Linked DNA regions of Homo sapiens: region 1 is linked to region 2. Evidence: read pairs that join two places in POLR2A ChIA-PET (ENCODE). Cell type or tissue: IMR-90. All regions are shown on one strand.

What was found. ChIA-PET counts read pairs that join two places held together with the same protein. Peaks named below come from ENCODE experiments on the same cell type or tissue, not always from the same donor. Only the 100,000 strongest peaks of a DNase experiment are listed, where the experiment ranks them.
Region 1: POLR2A ChIA-PET joins it to region 2 with 6 read pairs; 8 of 35 experiments call an interaction of 5 or more read pairs at or near these places.

What each region holds. Positions count from the first base shown.
Region 1 is chr9:106,937,111-106,942,110 of GRCh38, forward strand. It overlaps ZNF462 (zinc finger protein 462), which reads left to right. Exons shown (of 13, transcript NM_021224.6): 7 at 1,806-1,997. Among named protein-coding and RNA genes, the nearest start is that of ZNF462, 76 kb to the left of the region's middle. In IMR-90, no CTCF peak of the experiment used is centred here; no DNase peak of the experiment used is centred here.
Region 2 is chr9:106,882,656-106,887,655 of GRCh38, forward strand. All of the region lies in intron 1 of ZNF462 (zinc finger protein 462), which reads left to right. Among named protein-coding and RNA genes, the nearest start is that of ZNF462, 22 kb to the left of the region's middle. In IMR-90, no CTCF peak of the experiment used is centred here; a DNase peak (open chromatin) is centred at 2,996.

The sequences.
Region 1 (5,000 bases), 54 kb after region 2:
AAAAGGTAATGTGTGCTAACCCAAACATCTGGATTTGAATTCTCTCTCAGGTCGTGCAACTCACAGCCACCAGCAATATTCACACAACCAAGCTTGCATTAAAAGAAAAAAATGAAAAAATAGAATAAAGAGGGCAGTAGTATTCTATATATTGTCATATATATATTCATCCGTGGTGAGAGGAAGGCTTAATTACAGAACTTGGATGCTATACTCACTTCACATGTGAACCCATTTAGTAATTTTCATGGTGGCAGGAAAATAATAATCTCGGAAATGTAGGGACAAAGAATGATCTTCCAATACCTGTTTTTCTTACTTTTAATCCTTAGACCACACCTCTGTTCATTTTCACTGGTCCACAAAACTTTATGATTCTGTTTTCTCTTTTTTCTTCTCTGAGTTTTAAATGTCACCTTAAAAATTAATTTTAAAAATACATGTTCATTAGAGAAAGTTTGGAAATGAAAGAAGAAATACAGTCATTCATAATCTTGTTATCTAAACGCCACTGTTGTTAACATTTCATATATTTCCTTTCAGTCATTTTCTCTGTAATTATTTTTAATAGTTGTAATTCTAATGCAATTGAATATATATATTTAGCCTTTGTATTTACTTTTATTTTTATGTTATTATAAACTCCAAGAATTTATTTTAATTGAATAAAATAAATCATCAATAGGATATGCCCAGATTTACTTAATCTTTTCCTTATGGTTGTAAATTTAGGTTATTTCATACCTTTTTCAAGCATAAATGATGTATATTTCTAAGTAAAACTTTATATTTATTAAAGGATATCTTCTTATTACTCTTTGAAATGGAGTTACTGGGTTGGAAACATGAGCATTTCTAAGTCTATTGTTCTTAAAAGCAAAATGGCTTTCTGAATTGATCTTACCAGTGTATATATGTCCAACAATTTAAGCCTGCCCACTTCACACTCTTAGTTCTTAAAATGTAATTAATTTAACAGGTAATATATGGCGAAGGTAAATCACACTTTAACTTAATTTGGTCATGGTGATCTGTGTTGTATTTCAGTGGCATAAAATTAATTTTAAAAGTAGTGCTTATTTTTACTGAGAGGCAGTCTTTATTGAAGAATATTGGAGATAAACACACACACTGTACCCCCTAAACCCCCATGTTTACATATACAGCTCTCTTCCTTAGAGAAATGACTTATTTTTACCCATTTCTGTGCTATTGACTAGATAAGGAAATGGAGTTCTATGCTGAGGTTTATGAACTGGTCCAAAAATATATATATGTGGGATGAGAATGTGTATAGTTAGCAAGGAAGTACAGAATAGAATAGCACAACAGAGCTTGCACTGAATGACTTTGTGATTAAAAAGCCACTAATAGATCTTTGGAATAATAATTAAGCATGTTATTTTCTGGGACTGACAAAAAGGCCACCTTGAATGAAACCTGACATGGTCATTTCTAGTGTAGAGAGGGAGGGAAAGGGATTGGAAATTTTTCTAAAGGAGGTATCATGGGCAGTTGGGTTTGACTTCCTATTGGGGAATTAATTCATAGCTTCACTCCTGTAAGCAGAGCCCAAAATGAAAAAGGACCAGTTCACTAGATTCTGGAGCTCATGGAAGAGTTTCAACTCCAAAGGAGTACTGTGGTTGTGGCAGGTTGTTGGTCTGTGAGGTTCGTTCATAGAACATGAAGCTTGAGATGCGCTTCTCTAGCATGAGTTAACTGAGTTATCTTGTTTCCACCCTGGCCTTATACCCTTCTCCCCTCTTTTTCCTGTTCTATTTCTTGTCACCATCCTCTTCCAGGTGAGCATGCCTACAAGTGTTCTTGGTGCTCATTCTCCACCATGACAATCAGCCAGCTGAAGGAACACTCCCTCAAGGTCCACGGAAAAGCCCTGACCCTCCCCAGGCCACGGATCGTCAGTCTCCTCTCCTCACACTCCCACCACTCCTCCCAAAAAGCTACCCCGGCTGAAGAAGTGGAAGACTCCAATGGTAAAAATGGGCTTCCAAGCTGGAATTAACCACTCAGGGTTGAGGTGGGCTGGGATTCATTGCCAATCATTTTTTTTAGAGGAAAATCTTATGTGAAAACATGATGGTTCAAGTGAAGGAAGAAATATGAAAAAGTTGAAATGGTGTGGAAGTTGGAGTGGGAAGGGGAAATGAACTTGTTGAGCATCTGTGTGACGCCATGATGAAAATGGAATTCAGTGCTCATGGGAGTGTTGCTAGTGGAAAGAGCCTGTCAAGTGGGATGGATTAGTTTTGGATCGTTCCACTGTGGTTTCAAGCAAGAAAGCGAATACAGTACCAGGCCAATTTGTTTGTTTTTATTTATATCCTGTCTTGTTCTAAAAATATGTGCTGCGAAATGTTTGGGGAGACAGGTATGTACATTAATGACACAAAATTCAGAGTAGGAGTGCAAAGGGTGAATGAGTGGGGAAGTGTGTCTGACTGAGCCACGTGATACCTTAGGGGTGACATAGGGATTTCTTACAGCTAAAGGATGCTAAGGAGGCATGAGTTGGGAGGAGAGTTTTACTGTTTAGTTTTGGAGTTTCAGAAGAAATACAGGAAGCCAGGGAGAGGGTCTCCTCGCTAGCAATGTGACCAAAGCTGTAGGGGAGAGAAAGAGTCCAGACCTTAGGGCCTGCAGATATGGCATAGTAAGCAAAGGGATAGTTTATTGTTTTTATAAGACCAGGAAGCAGACCTGCTTGATTTCTCATCTCACCTCAAATGATTGCAGAATCAGCTGCTTAGAAGAGAAGGAGAGGAAGTCTGCAGATTCTTCGAGGTAGACCTGCTCTCTTCCAACCCCTTCTAATTCTTGAATCCCTTCTGCGGGAGCCAGTTAGCTACCATCAGCTTGAGTACTTCCCAGGTCAAGGAATGACTGTCTCCCAAGATCTACTGTTACATTCTTGGGAGGAGCTTAGTGGACTGGAAAGAAAGCAGAACAAAAGCTTGGGTTTGAATCTCACTTCTCTCGATGATGGTCACGTTTCCCTGGGCAATCTTAGCTTCTTGTAGCCGTATGTAAAATTGTATAGTGATATCTGCCTCAACTGATTATCTTCAGAGATTAATGAGAAAAGATACGCACCTGTAAAATACCTAATACAGCCTCTGACACATAGTAGGAATTTAATAAAAGGCCGTTTTATTTCTGTACTTTTCATCCTTTGGTTGCAATTCTGGCCTTTGGGACCATTTATAACAAGTACGAATTTTGGTTATTTTTAATGTGTGTGTTTAAAACAAGAGACTCTTCAGATAACCTGATGATCTGACAGCCCAACTTGTCAACATGGTCTAATTCTCAGATTACCAAAAGAGTAAATGAGTAATCTTTATTCATGAGGTCTGTGAGCAGACACCTGTAGGAGGAAATGAAATGGTAAGTCCTAAGATGAAAAGCTGCTTTTTAAAAAATTTTTGAAGCTTGGTGGTCTTTCCTTTGCAAATCATTTATAGTGTTCAACACTATAGCTCCTTACTGGTGTCCCGGCCTTAAAGGACTTCTGTTTAACAAAGAAGGCTTGTTATGATGGCTACGACTTGTAATGAAGTGACCACACAATCTCCTTAGCTACTGTGTAGTAGTTTAAAATGGGGAAGGAAGCCTGTAGTGTTTTTTTTTTCTCTTCTGGGAAAATTCAGAGTCACACATCTAGGGCTGGGTGAGAGTACCTGTGGAAGGGTAAAGAAAATGTCCCCTTTTCACCTGAAATCTTCTATTCACCAGGAAAGGTTGGTATATTGCAACCAGAAGGGCAAAATCTAACTTGACTCAAATTGTAGGATCTGTATTAATGTGATTTTTAATTAATTGTTTTCATCTGACATGGAAGCTACATTTGTGGAGCTGTTTGGATGAAACAGATTCATCTCAGTGCCATTGCTAGCAAAGGCTTTTGCTGGGACATTTTTCTCAATGTCATACCTTCTTTTTCCTTTGTCTGTCTTCCTTGAAAGGTGGGTCTCAGTCAGAGGTCAAGGGAATCCTTTAAACCCACCCACTGCATGTATCATCATCCTCTGCATAGACTGAGAAGAGTTGAGTTCAGTTATACTCTTGAGCCTGTACTCTCTTCTGAGGGCTGTACTATGCACGGAAGAATCAGAAATGAGTATAGTATTTTTCTGGCCCTCCGACAACTTAAAATCAACTGTTTAGATGATACTATTAGCGCTTACATTTGAGCTAACCATAACCCTAAGCCTCAGGCCTAATCTATTTGTGGAGTGATTTCAGATTCTTGGAGGATGGACTGTGGGGAGGAGTGGGTGTCACAGAAATATGACAAAGTGACGTTGAGTAGCTCTCTCTATAACATAGATATTCTGTTTTTGTTTAGCCACAGGGAAATAATTTGCAATATATAAAAGGGATTCTTACTTTTATCCTTATGAAAGAACACAGTAACTGAAAGCTCTGTGTGGTAACTATTTAGTGATCCGTACACAAAAGTCATTGGGCCTGTACTGTTTTTAATGTATATAAATGACCTATATCAATGGATCAGCAGTGATTAATTTGATGACATAAAAGCTGATTAGATGAGGTAAACAAAAAGAAGGCTATTCACATGAATGAATAATTCTGTGGAAAGAGTAGTTAATAATTGTTCATTCAGTAAGTATTTTCTTGAATCCTTACTATAGATTTTGTATAGTTTTGCATGGCCAAGAGTGGCTGGGCAGGCCCAAAGTGGGAAGACTTTGCTAAGGAGCCGGATGGTGGATTCCTAGAAACAGCTAAGTCTACAGGATGGAAAAACAGCTGTGGGGCTAGATAGTAGCCTGTAAATTAGGCCTTGAATGGTGTTTGAAACACTCATGTGAAATCCAATTGCACATTTTAATAGAGAGAAGCTGTGGGGCTATTGGCTCACAGTTAAGGTTTCCCACACTGCAGATGCCAGGACAATGTGAACACACCAACCAAAAATGTGTTGCAGGCCTGGGGGGAGTCAAGATCCATAAAAC
Region 2 (5,000 bases):
TATAGAGTTAAATTTCATAGAATTGAGTCTGAAACATTGGATAAGAAAAATTCAAACTCGAATATTCAGTGATTCAAGGCCATTGGTTCTGGAGGAAACTCATTTGCGGTTTTATGTGAAAGAGGAAGACAGGTCTTTTTCCAAGACTTTCTTTGACCTATTAAGTCTAAATGGATGGTGGCATGTATTTTGTAGGGTAAATTGGTGGTATGGAAGCCTCAAGGAATATAGGGAAAAACGTTATGGAAAAAAATGATGAGTATGTAGTGTTTCCTATCAATTTAACAAAATTGGAAGGATGAAGCAACGGAACCAGGATGATAGTCATGTTCTTTGAAGATGGTCAAGCAGATTCAGAAAACATCCTTCTTCACCTTTGACTTTAGTTCTTGAACATTTCAATGGAATGATTTAGATCATTGAAAGTCTACTATGTGCAGAAGCCTTCTAGGTATTAGGTGACCTTGCAGTATTAAAGAAACCCATGGGTCCTGTTAGTCCCAACCTCACTGAAGGACATATTCTGAAGAGCCAGCTCATTAAGCAAGCTTTTGAAGGGTGTGCGCTGCAGAGCAGTTTCCTGTTATTTGGTTAATGGTTGACCTAGTTCTAATGCCATATGCTTCCTGGAACGCATTCTAATATAAAGTATGTGTTAAAGCAAGACTAGGATAATAGCGGGAAAGTCAAAGCCTTTCTAAAGCAGAGACCATATTAATGCTGGCCCAGTGAAGGCAGAATAGTGTGCGGATGGAAAATGAAAAGACTTTTCTCCTCATGATCCTGTTTGGTAATTCTGATTTTAATCCTCACATTTTATCCCAGTTCATTCTAAGGAGTTGCATTTTCCCCAGAATACCGTATACATAAGGCCTGCGTCATTAGTTCATTTTTCAGTGAATGCTAGGCCAAGGTTAGTGTTGAAGTACCCTAAGTAAAATTATTACTGCAAGGAAAGATTAGATTAGAGTTGGCTAATGGCAGGTGATTTTGTTTTTGTGTTATTATTTTTGTATTGTAAACAGGGGATTAGTAAATCTTTTCCTCTGAAGTTTGGATGCGGTTCAAAGCTAAGATTGAGGCTCCTTTGGCTTATTTATCCTTCTACCTGGAATCAGCAGCCCTGGCTTGTTCATTTAGATGGACAGGGGAGCCTACGCAAGTCATGGGGGCTGGTGAGCAAACTCTACACCAGGCACACAAGTGTTTGTTTTAACAGCTTCAGAATGTGAAGAATCTGTAGGTCTAGTCTGCTAATTGCTGGATATTTGGGTGGCAATAGAGGAAGCTGTTATGCTGTCTTCATTGCTCATAAAAAAATGTTTAAGCAACCACAAGTGTGTATATATGGTGGGGGAAGGGTGGACAGCTCCCTTTTAAAAAGTTTTCTTTCTAAATCACCATAAACTTGTGGTATGCAGCAGTGATTCCTAAACCAGGCTGATCTTCAGAATTATTCTGAGAACTTAGAAACAAAAAGGGATTTATTAAAAATAGACTTTCAGGTTCTACCACAGGAGAGGAATTCATTAGGTCTAGGGTAGGAGCCTAGAATGTTTATTCTTAGAAGCCAGGTTTGGGAGCCACTGGTCTTGGTATCATTAAGGAAGGGAGGAAGAAGCAGCCACTGTGCTTGAAGAGTTGACATGCAGGAAGTAGGAAAAGGAAAAGAGTTGCTGTCAGAACTTGATATTTGTGGCTGCTAATAATTTGAGCTATGGAATAGGCTTTCGTCTTTTCTTCTCTAGGAATTTAGTACCTTCAGAGCACCTTAAGGGTACTGTATACTGAGTGATTTACTCACTACTGTGGTTACTGGATACTGAGTGATTTAGGTTTGGGAAATGTCATCTCGGTGACAGGCTACATACTGCAACCACCACCATCCACCTCTGCCCTGTCCCCTTCCTCCCACCATGGAGGCAGTGGAAACAGAATATCTGTCATTCATCAGTTAAATTGGATGCAATTTTTTCATATTAATATATTTGGCAGAAACAAAGGAAACACATTATGTTGATTTCTGTATACAAAGAAATTGCTGTGAATTCACCCAAGTACATTTTTGGTTTTTTTGTTTGTTTGTTTGTTTTTTCTATTGACAATAAGAGATGCACTTGTTGACCGAGGACTTGTTCCATATGGCTTCCTGCCTGGCCTGGTTTGAAGCTGTTGCTTCTGATATTGGGCCACTGCTAACTGACCTAGTTGTAAATTAGAGTAACGTTGGCTAGAGGATCAACACGGTCTAGGGTCTAATAGTATGCCTGATGTGTAGTTGATCATCAATGCTTATTAGTGAATGACTGAGCCAGCTCAGTAGATGTTTCTTCAAAAGATAAGAAGTAACTTGGAGAGGTTAAGATTCTGCTTCAAAGCAATGTATGTGTTCAACATAACCTTTCTAGAGAGATTTCTGCTTTAATCTCAATAAAAAGGAAAATGGCCCTGTTGCAAAATTTGGCAGGTCAGACACTTCAGCTTCCCAAGAAAATGCAAGGAATTTATTTATTTTCTTTACATGTTGTCTACTCCTAAAACAACTATCACTACTACCATTAAACTCTCCATATACATTAAAGGAAGTGCCTCTAGAATAAATGTTGTTAAGAGAATTTAATCTTCACTTTCCTTCTAACTTTAAGAGCCTCATGGGAATGAAAAGAATGTTGTTTTAGAAGTAGAAGAGAAGAAACAATTGAGTAGAAAAAGAAAATAATTTGAGAAAACTTGTCTGGTTGACAGTAATTTTTTAGTAACAGAAAGCAGCAGTCATGGCCCAAGAACCTGTGGTTCTTGGTTGTGTCCTTGCCATGCTTAGAAGGTTCAAGAAAGGGAGTATAGTCTCTTTAAAGTTATTTTGAGGAGTTGGACACTACCTACTAGGTTCCTAATGCTTACCCAAGTTAAGAGGTTGAAGTGCCTCCAAGACTTTAAGTAGCAGCTGAACATGTGATCTTGTTAACCCTGAGATGTTGCTGAAAAGTGACTCAGATCACCGTGGCAAACAATCCTGTCCAGTTCCAGCTGCCCCAGCAGAACTCAGCATTAGGTCACCCTTTAGGCGTATGGTGCAGAGCTCATGCTACCATCAAGACTTTAGAACAAGGACAACTTGAAGTGGCTATCTTGCACATGGGACTGATGTTGAGGACTGCTTGATGTTTTGGAGCCCACCTGATTCTTAAGAGTTTCCAGTTCCTCTATCCCTATTCCCTGTCATCACATAAACCACTTGGAGAGAAGGGGAGGATGCCAGAGAGAGTCATGTTCTGATAATTATTTGCTCTTTGGATATTTCCTCATCTAGATAGACGGGACTTTTTGTTTTCCCCAGGAAAAGGTAACGTATGCTCAAGGTAGCCTTAAAAAAATGTGTGATGCCTATTTTAAATAAAATAACAAACTAGAACAGTTTGTATTTTATTAAATAATAATCAAGAGGTAACTCATACCCAAGAAGTGGGTTTGTTGGCCTTAGCCTGATAGGTGGTAGCCACATAATGACTCATTGAGCACTACTGACTTAGTAAAAAAGAAAAGTAGGGGTGGGGTGGTTAAGAAGGTGGCTGGGATTGTTACCTCACTGGACCGCTCTTTAAACTTTCTCTGTCTTTTCATGACTTGGGTATGTTTATGTAGATCCAAAATTATTTTAAAGTTTGAAGTGTCTTTCTGTTAGCTGTGTGAATGTGCTGCCTATTTCGAAAGTTGATAATGACTCAAGGGTATCCAACTCTCAGGATTCAAGCCACTGCATGTTGGCAATGTAGTAGATCCTGGTTTTAAAAATAAAATGCCAGGATGCCACCCTGAGGATCCAGACATAGGCTGTGAGCACATTTGAAATCCACATCCTCAAATATACAACAATGTCAGCTACAAAAAAAATAGAAGAGATAGGGTCTGAAAAGGAAGGAGCTCCTGTCATCCGCAGTCAATGTGAAGAAACTGGTTATATGGACCTAGGAAATCATCCCACTTAACCCCTTCATTTTACAGCTCTGGAAAGGCTGAAATGATGTGTCCAAAGTCCACAATGTAGGAAGTTAGTTAAGGAAGCCTGAAATGGAATATCAGTTTTCTGCCCTGGTGATCCATGCTTATTCCACTACAACAGTGTTGGCAGATAGCTTCTATTTCTCGTGCCAATTTTGATTGATTGGTGGAGAATGCCTGGAGCTTCACTTTGAGGATTCTGTGCCTTGTCTAGGCTTGTTGGAAAAGAGTGTGGAGATCAAGCAGAGAAGTCTGCAATAGGCGGGAGAGGGTAAATGACAGGCGGTGGCACTTCCCTATACTTGCTGTCCCTTACAATTATGTGACTTAAAATTACAGCCTTACTCTTTACCAAAACACTTTCTCCCTTGGTGTTCATGAAGACATCCTATTTCCAAATGTTTTCAAACAAAAAAGAGAATATTTAGTCAAGGGCAGAGAATCTCATTCAGAATAGCTTGTCCAGGTGATTTATCCAGGGTAACTAAGTTGTTGAGTAGCAGTTTGAACGAATGATAAGGTTTTCACCATAAGTTTTATAACCTATCATGAAGAGCTGTCTTTCTGCATTGTTGGTATTGTCTAACCCTGATAAGGCTGAGGAGTCATTCATCTGTTTCACCACCACCTTCTAACATGTTGTTCTTACATGTTATCCACAGCTGGCTTTTCCTTGCCTACATCCTCCTAGGCCATCTACTAAATCCTCTCCCTCCGTAAATGGAAGTATAAAAACAGTTTCACAAAGGTCATAATTTGCCCAGGATAATACAGAGCCCAACTGGAACCTTGGTTCCCTGACCATCAGTATTCCAAGATACTTCCTGACAGGTTTCCTACTTATTACAATAAAACTAGAAGGAACCTTTGAGGTTATTTTTTTAATGTTATCTTATAGCCAGAGAAGTCGAATCCAAGAATATTTAAGGGACTTGCTCAAGGTAACGAAGTTGTTTAGTAGCACAAACACCCTCTGGATCTTGAAAGCTAAACCCACATTG